2 separate regions of the Homo sapiens genome follow, and region 2 is linked to region 1. Evidence: chromatin contacts called from ENCODE Hi-C or POLR2A ChIA-PET data. All regions are on one chromosome and are shown on one strand. The core of a region is the stretch at or near the end of the contact, and the rest is flanking DNA. Distances in the headings are between cores, read along the strand shown.

Region 1 (6,419 bases), core at 1,430-3,929:
GGAGGCTGAGGCAGGAGAATCACCTGAACCCGGGAGATGGAGATTGTGGTGAGCCGAGATCGCGCCATTGCACTCCAGCCTGGGCAACAAGAGCAAAACTCCATCTCAAAAAAAAAAAGAAAGAAAGAAAGAAAAGGAAGTTTCAAGGACTGGATCAAACCCAGAATGATTATACCCAAATGATCAAGTATAGGATTACTTAACTGCCAAGGAAGATAAAAGTAGCAGTAAGTTAGGCAAAGAGGGCCTTGGAGAGGCTCAGGTGAAGCTGTTACCAGAAAACAGGCCACCTTTAATGGGTGGGCACAGCACCTGTAAGGTGAATGAGGTAGAAGACTGTATTCACCAAAGATCTGTCACAGGAAGAAATTGTGTTTCCAAGGATATCCTCTCCCTTCCATAAAGAGTGAAACAATGGCCAGGTGCAGTGGCTTACACCTGTAATCCCAGCACTTAGGGAGGCCAAGGTGGTCAGATCACTTGAGGTCAAGAGTTTGAGACCAGCCTGGCCCATATGGTGAAACCCCATCTCTACTAAAAATACAAAAAAAGGAGCAGGGCATTGTGGCAGGTGCCTGTAATCCCAACCACTCAGGAGGCTGAGGCAGGAGAGTCGCTTGAATCCAGGAGGCGGAGGTTGCAATGAGCCAAGATCGCACCACTGCACTCCAGCCTGGGTAACAGAGTAAGACTCTGTTTAAAAAAAAAAAAAAGTGAAGCAAGGAAATGCCTGAGTACCTGGAGTTGCCCAGACCACCACCAGCCACCTTGGAGTGTCTCAGCTCAGCCAGAATCCAGAACCTGAAGTGCCAGTTGTCACCCAACAGGAAGTCAACATGAGGGCAGAGGATAGACAAACAAGCGACATAGTGAGGTGAAAGATGGAGGGATTTCAGAAGCTTCTGTGAATGTGAATGTGAAATGTTGAAGACAAGAACAAGATCTATACAAGATTTTAAGAAAACTGTCTGTAGGATGTTTCCTATGATACACATGTCTACATCATGAGAAATGTTTCTCTCCAATCCTGAGAAGTCAAATTTGTGTTTCCCTCATTGGTATTAGTTGCAAAACTGGACTTCAGAGAGTCCTATCTTTTATACAGGTTACTTGAGGTTGTTGGAATTGTTGAGATGTATTCTGAATCAGTTGCCCCAATGACAACTTGCCTAGGGAAAATGCAAGCAGGCTTCTATTCTTAGCAGAAGTATTTTGAGTGTCTATCACCTAGGGTGATTGCAAGTATTAGCACTGAAAAAGAGAAGTGGGAGGGCAGGCCTTGGAGAAGCAGAAGAGAAAATATGAATCTAGAACGTAGATTATTAGCTTACAAACCTGGCTGCACCAGAATCACCTAAGTAGCTTTAATGTGTATATATTATACACACACATGATATATATATATCGTGGTGTTTTCATCTAAGCTGTTGAGAAGAGACATCTATATATATGTATTGCATAGCAATATATATATATGTATTGCATAGCAATATATATATATGTATTGCATAGCAATATATATATATGTATTGCATAGCAATATATATATATGTATTGCATAGCAATATATATATGTATTGCATAGCAATATATATATGTATTGCATAGCAATATATATATATGTATTGCATAGCAATATATATATGTATTGCATAGCAATATATATATGTATTGCATAGCAATATATATATATGTATTGCATAGCAATATATATATATGTATTGCATAGCAATATATATATATGTATTGCATAGCAATATATATATGTATTGCATAGCAATATATATATATGTATTGCATAGCTATATATATATGTATTGAATAGCAATATATATATGTATTGAATAGCAATATATATATGTATTGCACAGCAATATATATATATGTATTGCACAGCAATATATATATGTATTGAATAGCAATATATATATGTATTGCACAGCAATATATATATATGTATTGCACAGCAATATATATATATGTATTGCATAGCAATATATATATATGTATTGCATAGCAATATATACATATATGTACTGCATAGCAATACACATGTGTATTGCATAGCAATACACATATGTATTGCATAGCAATATATATGTATTGCATAGCAATATATATGTATTGCATAGCAATATATAGTATCTATATATGTATTGCACAGCAATATATGGTATCTATATATGTATTGCATAGCAATATATAGTATCTATATATGTATTGCATAGCAATATATAGTATCTATATATGTATTGCATAGCAATATATAGTATCTATATATGTATTGCATAGCAATATATACATTGTATCAATATATATGTATTGCATAGCAATATACATTGTATCAATATATATATGTATTGCATAGCATATTATATATGTATTACCTACATATAGATAGCATGTGTATATAATATATACACACACTATACTAGTAGCAGAGGCAGGTGGGAGATGTATTTTATAGTGTAAATCCTTTTTATCTTTTAAGTTTTGTAGCATGTGAACTTATTACCTGCTAAACGTATTATAAAACGAAGGGGGAAAAGCCTAGATTCCTCTCACGGAGATTTTCACTCTCAATAGATGATCTGTTCTTACCATATCGTCTGTACGGAGCAGATCTCACCACCAGACTGTGACCCACCCTTACCACGAGCGTCTAATGGTCCGTCACCTGCACATCGGTTAAGCAGGTGAAAGGGGACTTCCTGACCCAGGATGTGGCATGGTCTCACATGCCTCTGGGTTTCAGACACAATGACTCAGCAGAAAGTTTCACTAAAAGAGAGGATTAATCAGACCTCAGGGGAAGCTGGCCACGGCGACCTCTGGGAGGCCTTCTTGTTCCCTTTCACAAGAGAGTTCTTGGTGTGGCACTATGCTAAGTGCTACACACCCATCCTCCCAACCAAAACAGGTGCTGTCAGCCCCTTTTACAATCTCAGAGCTAACATGCCCAAAGTTACAGAGCTAATGACTGAAATCTGCCTACCTGGAAAGCCCAACAGGCTCTCGACACCATAGGCCTCTCTCATTGCAGCAGCCTTTTCCTCACAGGAACAGTCTGATACCAGCATCATGCTGCCACCATCCATGTCCACAGCACAGAAAATGTTACAGTGTAAATATCTACTCTGGATGACCTGGGCTAGGATATTATTTCTCACCTTCATATTTTTTGACTGTTTAGTTTTTCAGATTCAAAGGTCAAAGAGAGAGTTTTTTCCCATCCTGCTGGTCCCTGGGCTGCAAGGATCCAGTTCACCCAAAGTAATAGATCTAAAGAGGCGAAGTCTTGTCTAAGGTCACCCACCAATAAAACAAACAACTATATACCTAATTTTGCACGTATCACCCCATGAGGTGATATGCTTTGGTCAGAGTTCCTGAGTTCTATAAGATCTTAGGAATTAGCCTTCATTTCCCAGAAAAAGAAGCTGGAATCTTGAGTGTTAAGAAACTTCTCTTAGAGCTTCTGGCTAGATGGGAGCATTCAGGCATAAACTTCAGGTCTCCCAACTCCAAGTCCAGTGCTTGCGCATGACAGAGTACTCTTCTGAAGTCTTAAGCCTAAATCACAGTGGACTAAGCTAGCAATAAAAATAAAAGGAGGCCAGACACAGTGGCTCATGCCTGTAATCCCAGCACTTTGGGAGGCCGAGGCAGGCAGATCACGAGGTCAGGAGATCGAGATCATTCTGGCTAACGTGGTGAAACCCCATCTCTACTAAAAATACAAAAAATTAACCAGGCATGGTGGTGGGCACCTGTAGTCCCAGCTACTCGGGAGGCTGAGGCAGGAGAATGGCATGGACCCAGGATGCAGAGCTTGCAGTGAGCCGAGATCACGCCACTGCACTCCAGCCTGGGTGACACAGCGAGACTCCATCTCAAAAAAATAAAATAAAATAAAAGGAAAGAGGAGTCTATTTGTCAAATTTGAATCTCTTTATTGAAACAGTTGAATTAACTAATTGAATTAAAAGGATTTACTAGTAAAAGAGAGAATCCTTTCCAGAGGAGGGATGTAAAGCACTCACCGATACATCTCAAATCCTCCTCTGGTCATTGCCAAAGCAACTGTTATCACAACCTTCCAGATAGAAAAGAGTATCTGCTCAGAAGGGATACTGGATTGCTGCCCAGTCCCCCACAATATCCAACCTCCAAGATCAGATGTGCCCTCTGCTGCAATGCAATTTCAAATAAATGAAGAAAAAAGATGCAGAGATGCTTTTATGTCTTTTTCAGTAAGCCTAGCTGATTTCATTCATTTATTCTGCACCATACGTTCAGGTAAAACCCCTTTCTGCAGACTTATTCTGCATTAGCTACTCCCAGTATGGGCATACACATGCTCATGTGCACACACGCATGTGCAAGCACACACACACACACCATAGCCTGCTTATCAATCAACTCTAATTTGTCCGGAAGCTCTGCCATGAGTGGCACATTCCCCATATTCTTTCCTTATCAAGCTCTGTAGAGGTTGGAAAAGATAAGAGACCACTGACTATTCCTAAGCCTTATATTATCTAACAGTTTAACCTCCTGTGTTTCTTCTGCAAATGTGCTAACAACAACAACAACAACAAAACCAAATTGTAAAAACAACTAAAACAAAGACCAAGGAAGAGAAAGAAAAGCCAAAGAAAATTCCCAGAAAGCTCAGTTTGGTAAACAGAAAAAAAAAGTCCTTAGAGATCGGCTGAGAATACTGAAGGACCAGAAAGAGAAAGAATCAGTGGTAAACTTTTAAAAAGTTTTTAAAAAGGTTTTCTAGAAGAAAGAAAGGCTGCTTGGAAGAAAGATAGTAGTATCTGATGACCCACTAAGAGACTGAAAGTTGTGCATTTTAAAATTAAGTGACTCATTTCTTACGGCCAAAGCAGAAATCAAACGGGAAAAAACAGTCTAGAGAAAAATCTGCCATAAACAGGGTACAGAGGGTGAGTGGATGGAGAATGGGTAAAGGGAGGAATCAGTGACACCAAATGCGGCCGTTTAGTATGAAATTTCATAATCTGATAAATCTGTTTCTGAAAATAGTTTATTGTCCTCCCAGCCAATTTAATTGCAGAACTATGAAGGAATGTCTACATGGAAATGTGCAGTCTGCAAGTTAGAGAAACGGTCTGGTAGGAAGCACTAGTGTATGAAATTCACTCTATTAAAGTAAATGTCTGAAATCTCTCAAGGAGGGAAATAAGCAAATCCAGCAACATACACCATTGGGAAAAAAGCTAAGAAGGTCATTTGTATGTGTTTGTTGAAAGGAAGATTTTCAGTATTTGATTATTTGAAAGGGCTTAAAAGCAAATAACAGGTATCATCAATAAAAAGGCAAACAGACAGGATGGCTGCAGTTTATGGAGACACACAAAAAAAACACATGCATACCTTCTCTAAATCCCCATTCATTTAGTCAGGGGTCTAGAACTTAACAGAGGCAAGGTGGCCACAGCCCCTCAGGAGCAGGGGCCATGCCTCCTGCCCCTACCCCTGCCGTCCCCAGGGTGCACTGCTGTCAGCAGCCCTGTCTGCATGGGTACTGTCCTCCCGGAACCGAGCAGGGAGCCTAATTCTTGTTTTGCCACTGCCCTGTTACACATAGATTTTAATCACCACCTTGGAAAACTCCACACTAACAATCTCTTAAGAGAATATTTATAACATCAAGGTCTCTTCATTCTTGACCTAAACTTAGAATCAACAAGGTCCATCCCCTTGAGATAGGAATAAAACCATCAACAATGCTAGCTGTCATTGTCTGTCCCAGCCCTTCTGTGGCCCAGAAAGCCTGTCTCTTCTCAACAGCTTAGATGAAAACACCAAAACAAGAGATTATTGCTTGGCACACTCATCAAGCAGACAAGAATTAAAGAGCATGAGAAGAACCAGCAGCTTTTCTGGTAAGAGCTATCCATGCCAAAGACACAGATTTGAACATAACGCAACACAGCAGAGAATAGGGGAGCAGAAAAGGATGACAATGAATGGGTACATTTGGCCAAATGACCCATCTTTTTTGGCTTCCAAGTTCCCATGTATCTTCTCAGTCTTTTCCTGAATCACATTGTCTAAGATTCCTCTTCCACTCCTTCACCCATCAACATTGATTAGAGCAGCATCATTCCCTGCTACTGTTTTAAGCATCATTAGGCTTTCGACAAACAATTTGCCACAAGGATGCAAGACATAAAAGGGTGAACTCAAATAGAATTAGTGTCTGTGTTTAATGGGTCAATGCTTCTCAAATTTTAATGCACATACAAATCACCTGGGGATCTTGTTAAAATTTAGGTCTAATTCAGCTGACCAGGGGAGGATCTGAGAATGTGCATTTCTAACAAGCCCTCAGGTGATGCCAATCCTGCTGGTCCCTGGGCTGCAAGGATCCAGTTCATCCAAAG
Region 2 (6,251 bases), core at 119-2,618, 4.6 Mb after region 1:
CATGGGGACTTAGGTAAAATGGATTCCCAGCCAAGAGAGACCGTCCTCCTTCTTCAGCCCTTTCTCTCCAAAGATGGAAGGTCATTCAGTCCCTAGAAAGCAGTGACAGCGTGAAAGGGGCCCAAGCCTTCAGTCTCTGGGGGTTAGTGAGAGACCACTAGGTGGTTTGGGGGAGTAGAGGGGCTTGATGAGAGCAGGAGACATGAGGCCCAAAACCACAGCTACCTCAAGGGCCATAGTGTGTGTGTATGTGTGTGTGCGCATGCATGTGTGTGTGTGTGTGTGTATGTATATGAAAGTATAAATGCATGTGTGTGAGGCTGCAGGTAAAAGTCAAGTTCAGGGTCTATTTCAGTCAGATATCTTTGGTGCCAAGTAACAGAAAGTTCAGCTTAAAATGCCTTACCCATGAGGGATATTTACTATTTCATATCACAAGGAGTCCAGACTTACACTGGATCTTGGGTTGATTAATTAAGAGAAGCAGCTGTACCCTCAAATATTCCAATCTCATCCCTATTTCTTGCTTGCTGTCCTCAGCGTCTTCTCCAGAGGCCACTCCCCAGCTGCCCATAAGCTGCACATAAGATGACTCTGACTACATCCAGTGGAAGTCCAAAAGACTTTTTTTCTCATATGACTCTTTTTAAAAGAGAAGGAATTCTTCCCAGAATTGTATCTCATTGGACAAAAGGGATATGATTGTGTCTCTTCTGTGCTGCCACATGCCTGCCCCTAAACCAATCACTGGCAAGAGAAATGAGAACCTCTTGATTGGCTTGTAACCAATCAATATACCCAAGGCAAATGGGAGAGGGAAGGAACCTGAGCGAAAATCTGGGCAAAGCAGGTCTCTAGGGAATGGGTCAGTGCTAGATTGTGCTGAACCTGGCCTGGGGGGCCTCGCTCTTCCCTCACTGTTCTGAGGCCCTGCATGGGAAATGCAAACTTGGTCTCTTCCTGACGAGCTCAGGCTCTGGGAAGCCTAGATAATAGTTCCCTCCACTGTTCACGATTGAGGACACTGCAGACACAGACCCAGGTGTGTGAGACAGACAGAGGGATGGCTCAAGTGACTAGAGAATGGACAAAGAAACTTTTCCAATGACATTATGCTAGTAGCAATGTTAAATTATGTTTCCTCCTATCTCACCCTTGATTCAAGGACCTCAGCCTTCCTCTTTTCTCTGTGCAAGATGAAACACTGATCACACTAATAAGAATGAATTTCTGAACTAGTCTATTCCCAAGCATTGCTAAGAGCATGTCAGCCTGTGAACCTATTCCCAGCCGTGGCTATAGAGCATGGAGCTGGCCTAGCCTGAGCACCCCTCCTTTCCTCGAAGCTTCCTGTTCTTCTCCACCCTGGCTCTGCCTCAACACCACTCCAGACCATTCACTATCAGGCCTTGTTCCTTTGTCTGAGACGCCATCGCTTGGGTATTTTCCCTGTCTAGACCTTGTCCCCAAGGACAGTCACCGGCCAGAGCTGGCCATCCACAGCCGTGGTCCTAGCCCAGAGTGGCTGCCAATTTGAACCTCTTGGTAATTAGGAAACACACTTTCTGTTGGGGAATGGGGCCCCTGAGTAGTAAAACAGGAAAGAGAAAAGAATGAGGTGTGTATGGGGGTGCAGCCTAAGCTGTGACATTGGCCATAGTCTTGCTAATCTGTCACTCAGCAAATGCTCTCTGGTGGGGTTCACAGTGCTTGGGGAGAGAGACTGCTGCTGAGTGAGCAGTCCAGACCTTTAGACCCGTGGTGCGACTCGTGGTAATGAAGTAAGTGTCAGAAAGTGCCAGACTATCCTTACATCTGGTTCCTCAGGGCTGGCAGACAAAACTGGAATTACTCGGAAACAGATGTTGGTGGTTGATTTGGTGGACTTATTTGTGTATTTCCTCCAGGGTGTCAGGATCAAGATCAAATGTGTTCATGAGGTTTAAAACAACTGCCAAGGATGGCCTTTTGCTGTGGAGGGGAGACAGCCCCATGAGACCCAACAGCGACTTCATTTCCTTGGGCCTTCGGGATGGAGCCCTCGTGTTCAGGTAACCCCCTCTCCATCTGCCTTCAGCAGCACCTTGCGATTTTCTCAGACATTGCAGATCATGCCAGAGTGATTCAGAAGGGAGCCAGAACACAGTCTGCTGGAATTGGCTGAAGCCTGAAGCTTCAAGGCTTATTGGAAGCTCCTGGTCTTTCTTTCCAACATTCATCTTATAGAGCAGCAGTCAGCAAACTATGGCCTGCAGGCCAAATCTGACCCACCACTCTTTTTTGTAAATAAAGTCTTGCTGGGGCCGGGCACAGTGGCTCACGCCTGTAATCCTAGCACTTCGGGAGGCCGAGGTGGGCAGATCATTTAAGATCAGGAGTTTGAGACCAGCCTGAGCAACATGGAGAAACCCCATCTCTACTAAAAAATACAAAAATTAGCCGGGTGTGGTGGCAGGCACCTGTAATCCCAGCTACTAGGGAGGCTGAGGCAGGAAAATGGCTTGAACCCATGAGGCAGATGTTGCAGTGAGCTGAGATCGCGCTACTGCACTCCAGCCTGGGTGACAGAGCAAGACTCCATCTCAAAAAAAAAAAAAAAAAAAAGAGTACAGCAGTATTCCAACAGGACTTTTTTTTTTTTTTTTTGAGACAGGGTCTTGCTGTTGTCGCCCAGGCCAGAGTGCAGTGGCGCAATCTCGGCTCACTGCAACCTCTGCCTTCTGGGTTCAAGTGATTCTCTTACCTCTGCCTCCCTAGTAGCTGGGATTATAGCACGTGCCACCATGTCTGGCTTTTTGTATTTTTTGTACAGACGGGGTTTCACCATGTTGGCCAGGCTGGTCTCAAACCCTGACCTCAGGTGATCCACCCGCTTCGGCCTCCCAAAGTGCTGGGATTACAGGCATGAATCACTGTGCCTGGCTTGTACTCTCTCATTTATATATTGCCTGTGGCCATGTTCATGCTACAATGGCACACTTGAGTAGCTTCAATAGGAACTGCATGGCAGAGCCTTAGGAATTGACCGTCTAGCCCTGTGAGGAACAATTCTGTGCCCTTGTTCTAGTGTGTTACTGCTGCATGTTCCCTACTCATAAATTAGGAAGGGGCAGAAAGAAGACTTGGATACTGCCAAGCACAAAGGCCAAGCATAGAAGTGAGTACTCAGCCTAAGACTCAGCAGCTCAGGGAGGTCTAAAACCCTAAGCTCCAGGAGCCCTGACTTTAAATTCTGACTCTGCTCCCTGTTAGCTGTGTAGCTGTGGGAAGGAGAATCCCTGCTTTCAAGTCTCCTGCTGCCAGAGGAACAAAGCACAGATTCATGTCTCAATAGATCCACCCAACATGAGAGTTTTGTAAATACTTCTTGGGTGTTACCGATAACGCAGTGCCAGAAGTTCTTCCCTCTTTTAAGTGAATTTAGACTGTTTCCAAATTTGTCAAATGCATAGCTATGAAGTGGTTAAAGAATTACCTGAATGAGTTCTCCCCACTCTTCTTACCAGATTGGGTGAAAGCTGAGCTTCCAAGGGGCAGGGCCTGTCTCGTGTAATATCAAAACACTTCTCTAGAGATTGTCATGGCACATCCTCACATGAGGTTAGACATCGCTCATCTAGACAGTGGCTTTCCAAGTGTGGTCCCCAGACCAGCAGCCCCAGCATCACCTGGGAACTTGTTAGAAATCCACGTTCTCAGGCCCCAACCTGATCTACTGAACCAGAAACACTCTAGGGGTGGGGTCCAGCAATCCGTGTGGTAACCGCTTCCCCAGACGATTCTGATACCCTCAAAGCTTTGAGTTCCATGGGGGAACTCATTTCTTGGACTTCTACTTCTTAATTCACCCTCTGATGACTAGCTCAAGTGTTTGCTAAATGATATGAAAGTAATTGAATTGAAATAGACAAAGCAGGGATCACTAAACAGTGGAGAAGCTGAAGACTTAATTCTGGGGCTTCTGTTGGTCCTGTGCTAAGATTACTGACAGCCCAAGTAGGATAACAGAAATCTTTCTGTTTGAATAAAAGGCATTTTGAGAGGAAATGTCACTTGTCCAATGTTATGCTATTCCCTAAATAGCAGAGCATGCTAAGTGACTCCATCTTATGATTGTTGGGGACTTTGGAGACTCATATGTAGTTGAGGCTGGATGCTGGCAGGTGAGAGGCAGCTTCTCACCATCTCTGCCTTCCTGTCCTCCGTAGCCTCCCACCCATTGCTAGCCCAGAGGTTGAACACGGAGCTCTTCACACCCTATTTCAGGCTGGCTGCCTTGAAGCCATTTTCTTATGGTTTTCCTGTGGTTAACCTCATCAAGGCCTCAAGTACTTGATTGTGCCCAGAAAAGAGAACCGAAACAGAAGCTCAGCTGTGGGTGGGATGGTCCAACTTCCCCCTAAACTGCCAGCTGAATCTATTCACCACCCATTCTACTCCAGTAGGGAAACAGCTCCCACCAGCTCCCATGCCCAGCCCTGGAGAGCCCCCTCCCCTCTCCCACCTGCTTAGGATCCTTCAAAGAGCTCTGCTTTATCCTGAACATACTTCTTGTTACCATTTCTTTCTCAGGATTCTGAAAATTGGCCCTCTGTTTTTCTTCCAATCCTGGAGTTCTGATTGTGATCTGTGTAAGACACACTGCTGAACCCAGGCCGAGGTCGACTTCTGTGCCTGCTCTGGTCCTGGAGCCGCCCCATTGCTGCCACTCTGTTCTTCCTCCATCTGGGCTGTTATCCCACCACATCAATGTCCCCGATGCTGATGTAGGGAAGCGTACCGGCGGGCTGGGGACAGAGAGGAATTCCAGTGTAGGCCAGTGGTTTGAAGATGTCAGCGGTGTGGTGGGCACCGGGTCTGATTAGAAACAAGCACCCGGGTGTTTCCGGGACCCATGCCCTGAGAAACAGGGTCTGAAGTGGCTTTGGAATCACACATGCCTGATCCCCCACGTGGGCTCATGAGTTACCTAAATCTCAGCCTCTGTCCCCTCCTTGCAAAACGACAGGGTTCGCTGTAAAGATTAAATGAATGAATTCATGTAAGGGGTTCAGTGTGGGGTCAGGTGTAGCTAATTAATGATAATGATAAGAAAAATTATGATCCTTGCTCAAGCATTTTCTGAGTCTTAGAAGCCTTTACCTCAGAGAGAGAACACGTAGTTATTATTAAAATGTAGTTCTTATTTTTATTATTGTTATTGTTATTTTTAATAAGTCACGGGCCCTGCGCCCAAGGGGCACAGATCTGTGCAGTCTGGAGAGTGAATTGTTCTACAGAGCAGACAAATCGTTCTTGAGGTTTCAGTGTTTGATCCAGGCTCAAAGCAGATGGAAGAGGAACCCTAAGATAATAAAATATAGTCCCAACTTTCATGACTTTCTTTACCTAAAAGCTGGTTCTTTGGCTAATTTAGTGCTCAAAGGCTTTCTGCCAGAGAATAGGGAAAAACAATGGGATTCTAAAAATGTATATATGTATATATATTTATAGTTTTGGTGCAAGATTTAGCAGAAAAAATAAGGAAATCAAAGTGCTCAGTGAAAATGAGTGTGTTTTTCTGTTTTCTGTTTTGTTTTTGTTTTGTTTCATTTTGTTTTGTGATTGTATGTGGGGCATAAAACCTACCACCGGTGGGGTTTGTGAACATTGCTTGACTGTTCACAGTGAACACTGCCCGCTTAGTTTCACCTCATCACATCTTCATGCAACGAAGAGGGGGAAGAGACTTGACATTAGCAAAGTGCCTTGTGCTACAATTTAAAGGGGGCATGATTAAAAGTGCCACCACAGGAAAGCAGGAAGGTGGCCGAGTGGTTTCCAAAAGGCCTCACCTGAAGGTATTTCCGGGTGGCCCACCTTGGTGCTCTGGCTCACAGCCTCTAGTGCACACCAAGCTGAGTGGCTCAGAATAACCCATCATGGCAACCAGGTTCCCAAGACGTGGGTAGAGAAGTTAGACATACATTCTTATATCTGTTTGTTTCTACATTTTTATACTGAGGCATACCTTCCATGCCATGCACACCTGTTCAGTGTAGAGCTTGATACATTTAGAATATGTAAACACTGAATCACTGTCACCCAGAACAAGATATAGAACATGTCCACCACCCAAAAATGCTCCCTCATTCTTCTCCCAGTGAAGGTAACCACTCTTCTTGGTCATTTATGATTATATACACGAGGGAGCTTTTCCAGGGTGAGTATCAGCACGTCAGAGGAAGCGGGAGGTTCTTTGGAGGGTCTGA

The links. Hi-C counts contacts between places; a loop is a spot of excess contacts on that map. ChIA-PET counts read pairs that join two places held with the same protein, here RNA polymerase II (POLR2A). Pooled maps may share reads with other maps.
Region 2: a loop to region 1 is called in a pooled map, with 26 times the contacts of the local background. The contact joins two enhancer-like sites. A Hi-C loop is called at or near these places in 1 of 37 single-sample maps with no recorded cell type and 2 of 50 pooled maps. POLR2A ChIA-PET finds 5 or more read pairs at or near these places in 1 of 52 experiments (PC-9).

The regions. Positions count from the first base shown.
Region 1 is chr5:33,847,517-33,853,935 of GRCh38, forward strand. All of the region lies in intron 2 of ADAMTS12 (ADAM metallopeptidase with thrombospondin type 1 motif 12), which reads right to left. Among named protein-coding and RNA genes, the nearest start is that of ADAMTS12, 41 kb to the right of the region's middle. RefSeq lists an enhancer at 2,386-2,887. Within about 2 kb of position 2,680, at least 4 of the 41 ENCODE cell types and tissues checked have a DNase peak (open chromatin) inside an H3K27ac peak, as active enhancers do.
Region 2 is chr5:38,449,408-38,455,658 of GRCh38, forward strand. It overlaps EGFLAM (EGF like, fibronectin type III and laminin G domains), which reads left to right. Exons shown (of 22, transcript NM_152403.4): 19 at 1,908-2,051. All of the region lies in intron 1 of EGFLAM-AS5 (EGFLAM antisense RNA 5), which reads right to left. Among named protein-coding and RNA genes, the nearest start is that of EGFLAM-AS5, 16 kb to the right of the region's middle. Within about 2 kb of position 1,369, at least 2 of the 41 ENCODE cell types and tissues checked have a DNase peak (open chromatin) inside an H3K27ac peak, as active enhancers do.